2 separate regions of the Homo sapiens genome follow, and region 2 is linked to region 1. A link is an interaction called in ENCODE POLR2A ChIA-PET data of the cell type or tissue named here. Cell type or tissue: MCF 10A. All regions are shown on one strand. Each heading gives the region's core, and the rest is flanking DNA. Links, peaks and the distances in the headings are about the cores only.

Evidence for each region. ChIA-PET counts read pairs that join two places held together with the same protein. Peaks named below come from ENCODE experiments on the same cell type or tissue, not always from the same donor. Only the 100,000 strongest peaks of a DNase experiment are listed, where the experiment ranks them.
Region 2: POLR2A ChIA-PET joins it to region 1 with 11 read pairs; 2 of 35 experiments call an interaction of 5 or more read pairs at or near these places.

Annotation. Positions count from the first base shown.
Region 1 is chr5:112,227,649-112,230,570 of GRCh38, reverse strand. All of the region lies in intron 12 of EPB41L4A (erythrocyte membrane protein band 4.1 like 4A), which reads left to right. LOC101927023 (a long non-coding RNA gene) reads right to left here and starts at 2,288. Exons shown (of 4, transcript NR_110559.1): 1 at 2,219-2,288. In MCF 10A, for the core only: no CTCF peak of the experiment used is centred there; a DNase peak (open chromatin) is centred at 1,730.
Region 2 is chr5:112,497,201-112,500,122 of GRCh38, reverse strand. No RefSeq gene overlaps it. Among named protein-coding and RNA genes, the nearest start is that of EPB41L4A-DT, 79 kb to the right of the region's middle. In MCF 10A, for the core only: no CTCF peak of the experiment used is centred there; no DNase peak of the experiment used is centred there.

The DNA.
Region 1 (2,922 bases), core at 267-2,766:
TCAAAAAGTGGGCAAAGGACACGAATAGACAGTTCTCAAAAGGAGATGTACAAATGGCCAACAAACATGTGAAAACATGCTCAACATCACTAATGATCAGGGAATTGCAAATCAAAACCACAATGAGATACCGCTTTACTCCTGCAAGAATGACCATAATTAAAAAATAAAAAAAATAATAGATGTTGGTGTGGATATGGTGAAAAGTAACACTTTTACACTGCTGGTTGGAATGTAAACTAGAATAACCACTGTGGAAAATAGTATGGAGATTCCTTAAAGAACTAAAAGTAGAGCTACCATTTGATCCAGCAATCCCATTATTGGGTATCTGCCCAGAGGAAAAGAAGTCATTATATAAGAAAGACACTTGCACACGATATTTATAACAGCACAATTTGTATTTGCAAAACTATGGAACCAGCCTAAATGCCCATCAGCCAACAAGTGGATAAAGAAAAGTGGTGTTTATATTACTATGTACACTATAGAATACTACTCAGCCATAAAAAGGAACAAAATAATGGCATTCGTGGCAACCTGGATCAGGTTGGAGACCATTATTCTTTTTTTTTTTTTTTTTGAGACAGAGTCTAGCTCTGCCTCCCAGGCTGGAGTGCACTGGCGTGATCTCGGCTCACTGCAAACTCTGCCTCCTGGGTTCACACCATTCTCCTGCCTCAGCCTCCCAAGTAGCTGGGACTACAGGCGACCACCACCATGCCTGGCTAACTTTTTGTATTTTCAGTAGAGACAGCGTTTCACCATGTTAGCCAGGATGGTCTTGATCTCCTGGCCTCGTGATCCATCTGCCTTGGCCTCCGAAAGTGCTGGGATTACAGGTGTGAGCCACCGTGCCTGGCCTGGAGACCGTTACTCTAAGTGAAGTAACTCAGGAATGGAAAACCAAATATTATATGATCTCATTTTTAAGTGGGAGCTAAGCTATGAGGACACAAAGGCATAAGAATGATATAATGGACTTTGGGGATTTGGGGGAAGGGTAGGAGGGGGTGAGGGATAAAAGACTACACATTGGGTACAGTGTACACTGCTTGGGTGATGAGGGCACCAAAATCTCAGAAGTCACCACTAAAGAACTTACTCATGTAACCAAGAACCACCTGTTCCCCTAAAACTATTGAAATAAAAATAATAAATAAATAAATAAAAATACCCCACAAGAGTTATTTAGTGGAGTAGGAATAGGCAAACGTTTTTCACGAAGGGCCAGATAATGAATATTTTAGACTTTGCAGGCCATGTGGTTTCTGATGTAACTATTCACCTCTGCCATTTGTAGCACAATAGTGTCACTGAAAATATGCAAATGAATAAATGTGATGTGTTTCAAAAAAAACACAAAACATTTGTATATAATTTTTTAAAAAGTCGTGATGGGGGTTATTACTTTTTGTTAGTTTGTATCATTAATTTATACTAAATGAGTTTTTACTTTAGAAGACCTTTCTTTTTAATTCCGAAGTTAAAGTAATTCAATCAAACTAGATGACTAGTCCCCTTAACTTGCATCCCAGTTGTCTGTAAGTTTAAAAAGCATGTTTATTCACCTCTCAATCAGGAGTAATAAATGCCCTGGCAGCTAAAAAGCCATTGTGTTTAGAATTTGCCAAGTGCAGGCCCTGGCACCTTTATGAGGAAGTACATTCCAGAATCAAGTGCCCTGCACCCAGCTGCCTGCTTCCCCACCCAGAGGAGGTCAGCATCAGGGCAGGCAGCCAGAGCATTCCTGCAAGTCTAAACTGCCTCAGAGGAGCTTGGGTAAAGCCAGAAAAGGGACGGCAGGAGGAAAAAGTGCCCTCCTGTTACAACCCTCTCTCTGACAAGTTCTTGGCAACTCACACAGTTGGATTCCTGTCAAAGGAGATCGTCTCTGCTGTAAGTAGGCAATGAAGACAGAATATTTGGATATAATTCATAATTAGCTATAAGAAAAGTAATGGGTGAAGCCATTTGGGATGGATACACAAGGCTTTGATTATCTGATGCAGCATTTTAAGTTCTTAAAAATATCTCACTGAACACACAAATACTTGCAGCATAATCTTTGAACTATTGCAAAGCAAGATAAGATGACATTTTTGGCATTCCCATTCTGCCTCTGTGGAAGGGGCTGCAAACAGAGTGCATAAGGGGTTGTGAAAATGATTTCTGAGAGGATGGTTTGTGCACAGTGTGCAAGAGGACAGCTACTTACCGCTTGGACCAAGCCAGTTGTTTCTGTGCAGCGGAGTGGACCTAGTGTTGATGTATCTTCCAGTGTTTCAAGAGAAGTACAAAATCTGGATGTTCATGTGAACTTCCTAGAATTTGAAATACTAGCAATTAATTTTATTATAAGAAGACTTTGTGTGCTAAGTTAAACATTTCTGATCAACAGATTTGGCTTGAGGGCTGCTTCCCTGGAAACTCTGTCCCTTGACAGAGCTGGTGTGAGTGGTTGATCTACCATGTGACAGGTGACTCCATCTGCCCTGGGGCTCACACTATGTTTCTGCAGCATCCTCAGCAATCACGACTATGTTTGATTCAAACACTCCATTACTCCAGACGTGAGCACTTTGTAGTTAGTAGGTCAGTGGGCCAACTCCAGGGGATGATGGTGCCACACAGCTCTGGACCCCCCATAGTGAATGATTCCCCTGAGGGTAGCTAACCAGCATCTATTGTTGACCCAAGGTAGGTGCAGTCAAAGCAGGGAAGACAGAGAAATTATTCGATATAATGAAGTACAGTTTCATTTGATGAAGTATAGCTCTGGGCTGCTAAGAAATAGCAATGTCAAAACAATAGTTATTTATTGAACACTTCCTCTGATTGGCACATTGTGTCAGATGCAAGTCAGCAGAACCTCAGTGTGGCTTGTGGCAGTCAAATCTGTGTTTTGAAGGCAGAGGAAAG
Region 2 (2,922 bases), core at 161-2,660, 270 kb before region 1:
GGACATTGATTATGTATCAATACAACTATTAAAAAATAAGTGCTGTCTAAAAGCCATGCCAGGAAGCTATGGCAACATGGTAGTGTCCTCAGGAAACCTGATGGGACAGAGGTCTGGGACTTGATTCTTTAGCCCAGTTGTCTTGCCACTCTCATTCTAGAAAGGGAGACTGGCTTAAACCAGAGTGTGAGGAAACAGGATCATGCTCATAGCACTGGTCTGATAGTTTTAGTCATCCTGGGGTACTTTTATTCCACTTACTTACTGGCCTTTTAAAGTAAGTTCCAGGCATCCACCAGTATTTGCAGAGAAGTGATCTAGAGAGAAAAACAGCACAGGTAATTTGATGCCCAAGCTGGAGTGATATAAGCACAAAACTATAAGGTAGGGGCAGGTAGTTTGGAGGCCACAGGGTACAGCAGTAGAGAAGGTAGAGGAAGGTCTAAATGGCCCAGAAGCCATCTCCCTCTCCATGGGAGTTGGTCTGTCCTCTCCTTGATAGGATGGGACAGGGAATCAAAGTCCCAGGTGCCTTCCAGCAGTATTCAAGGAGAGCTGGGACTGGGAGTCTGCTGGCCATATGGAAATAAAACCAGTGGAGAGCCATGGTCTCCAAAGGTTGTTTGGCATATGCCAGAAATACACACAATGATTTCTCTCTTCTTGTTATTGTTGCTGCTCTTCTTCTTCCTTCTTCCTTCTTCCTTCTTTCTTCTTCTTTTTTTTTTTTTCTTGAGACAAGATCTCCCTCTGTCACCCATGCTGGGATGCAGTGGCACCAACATAGCTCACTGCAGCCTCAAACTCTTAGGCTCAAGCAATCCTTATGTCTCAGTCTGTTGAGTAGCTAGGCCTACAGCCATACGCCACTATGCCCAGCTAATTTTAAAAACTTTTTGTAGAGATGGAGATCTCACGATGTGGCCCAGGCTGGTCTCAAACTCCTGGCCTCAAATGATTCTCCCACCTCATCCTCCCAAAGTGTTGGTATTACAGTTCTAAGCCACCAAGCCCAGCCTTTCTTTTTTTCTTTGAATAGCAAGAAATAAATGCCAGTAATCTTATTTATATTTATTTACTGACAAATAAATTTAAATTTCTTTATAAATAAATAATTTGTATATTTATATATACTTATTTTAAAATAATTTACATATATGGGGATTCATATACAATTTTAAAATTAATAGAGTGTGCAGTCAAAAACATTTGAAAAAAAGCATTTGGAGATCACTATTGTATAAACAGTGGTAACTGCATGGCAAACTTCTATCTCCCTTTTCCTCACAGCAAAACTTCTGTTTCTTGTGCAGAACCTTATCCCCTACCCTTAATAGGAGTTAGTTCATGATCTAAGTTCTTGCCAAACAGAATCCTTGAATTAAAGGGAAAGGGTCTTTCTTTTTTCCTTGTGAACATGAGCTTAAGGATTATGTGACTCTATAACTTTCTGGGAGTATTTTTACCAGCAGACAAGCAAGCACTTGTCCAAGAATGAATAGAAGAAAGAAAGTAAAGGTAACAAAAAGAGAAGGACAGATCCTTGAATCCAAATGTATATGAAGCCAGTTTTGCCTTGCTGAAGCTCCCATACTAGACCATGAAATAAGTCCCAACAAGTAGAAAAAGGATTGAAACTATACAGAGTATGTTCTCTGACTACAAGATAATTAAGTTAGAAATCAACAAGGAAAAGATATCTGAAAAATCCCAAAACACTAGGAAAGGACATAGCACTGATGTTGAGGCAGGAGGCAAAAGACTTTTCCTCCCATGTCTCTTTTCTTCTGTGAGGGAGATTACACCCAGAAGCACCTCACATCTTTACACTCTTTCTCATGGACAAGAATGAGTTCCCATCCCATTCCTAAGATTAGTTGGCAAAGGACAATGAGATTATGGTGACTGGCTTAGAGCAATCATTGCTCATGTCTTGGTTTAAAAATAGACCCATCTTCTCTGAGTATATTAATCTTTCTTGGCAAAATAAAAGTAAGTATTATTAGCAAGAACAGAAGAAAGGGGAGAAGGAAGGAAGCAAGGAAAAGAGAGAGACGGAGGTAGGAAGGAAGGGAGGAGAAACTATTGAGTCAACTAAAACAGTGTCCTCTATAATATTCTAGTTTCTTTGAATAAATTTGCTGTATTTCTGTTTTTTTTTTTTTTTTTTATGGTAAACCAATCCTCCAGAATGCTGTTTGGATGGATGAAAAACATGACAAATCATGAACAAACAAACAAATATAAATTCATGTTTTATTATATTTATCTATATATAAAAGAAATAGGTGTCAGTTAATTGTTTAACCATTATACATTGATGTTTTAATGTATGAATCCTGAACTTGAAAGACAAGTCTAATACTAGCAATTTGATCTAAAATAAAAAATTCCTACTGTTTTCATTGTAAAGACAAGTATAGGGTGATTTTAAAATAACTATTCCAATTTCAAAGTACCTTATTTGCAGAAATAACAAAGATTTTAAAATAATACATGAAACCATCGAGCAAAGTTGTAATGAAGTTCTTGAAGATGACAAACTTGCTTTTGCTCAGTGGCAACACATTCTGAGTTTCATAGAAGTGATTTGTTGGGCAGCCACTGGGTTGTAATTGAAATCTCCATGTAATCAGGATTATAGGACATAATTTTGTCTCTTACAAAGTAAGAAATAAAATAATTGGCCTAGTTCTGGTCATGAACATGGGGACTCTATTCTGCAGTTGGGTGGAGTGTCCTACAAATGTCAATTAGGTCATTGACATGCTAATAATATCATTGAGATCTTCTAAGTCCTTACTGATTTTTCTGTCTGCTTATTCCATCAGTTACTAAAAGAGGAATGCCAAAATACTCTTCCTCTTCTTTTTTTTTTTTTTTTGAGATGGAGTTTTGCTCTTGTCGCCCAGGCTAGAGGGC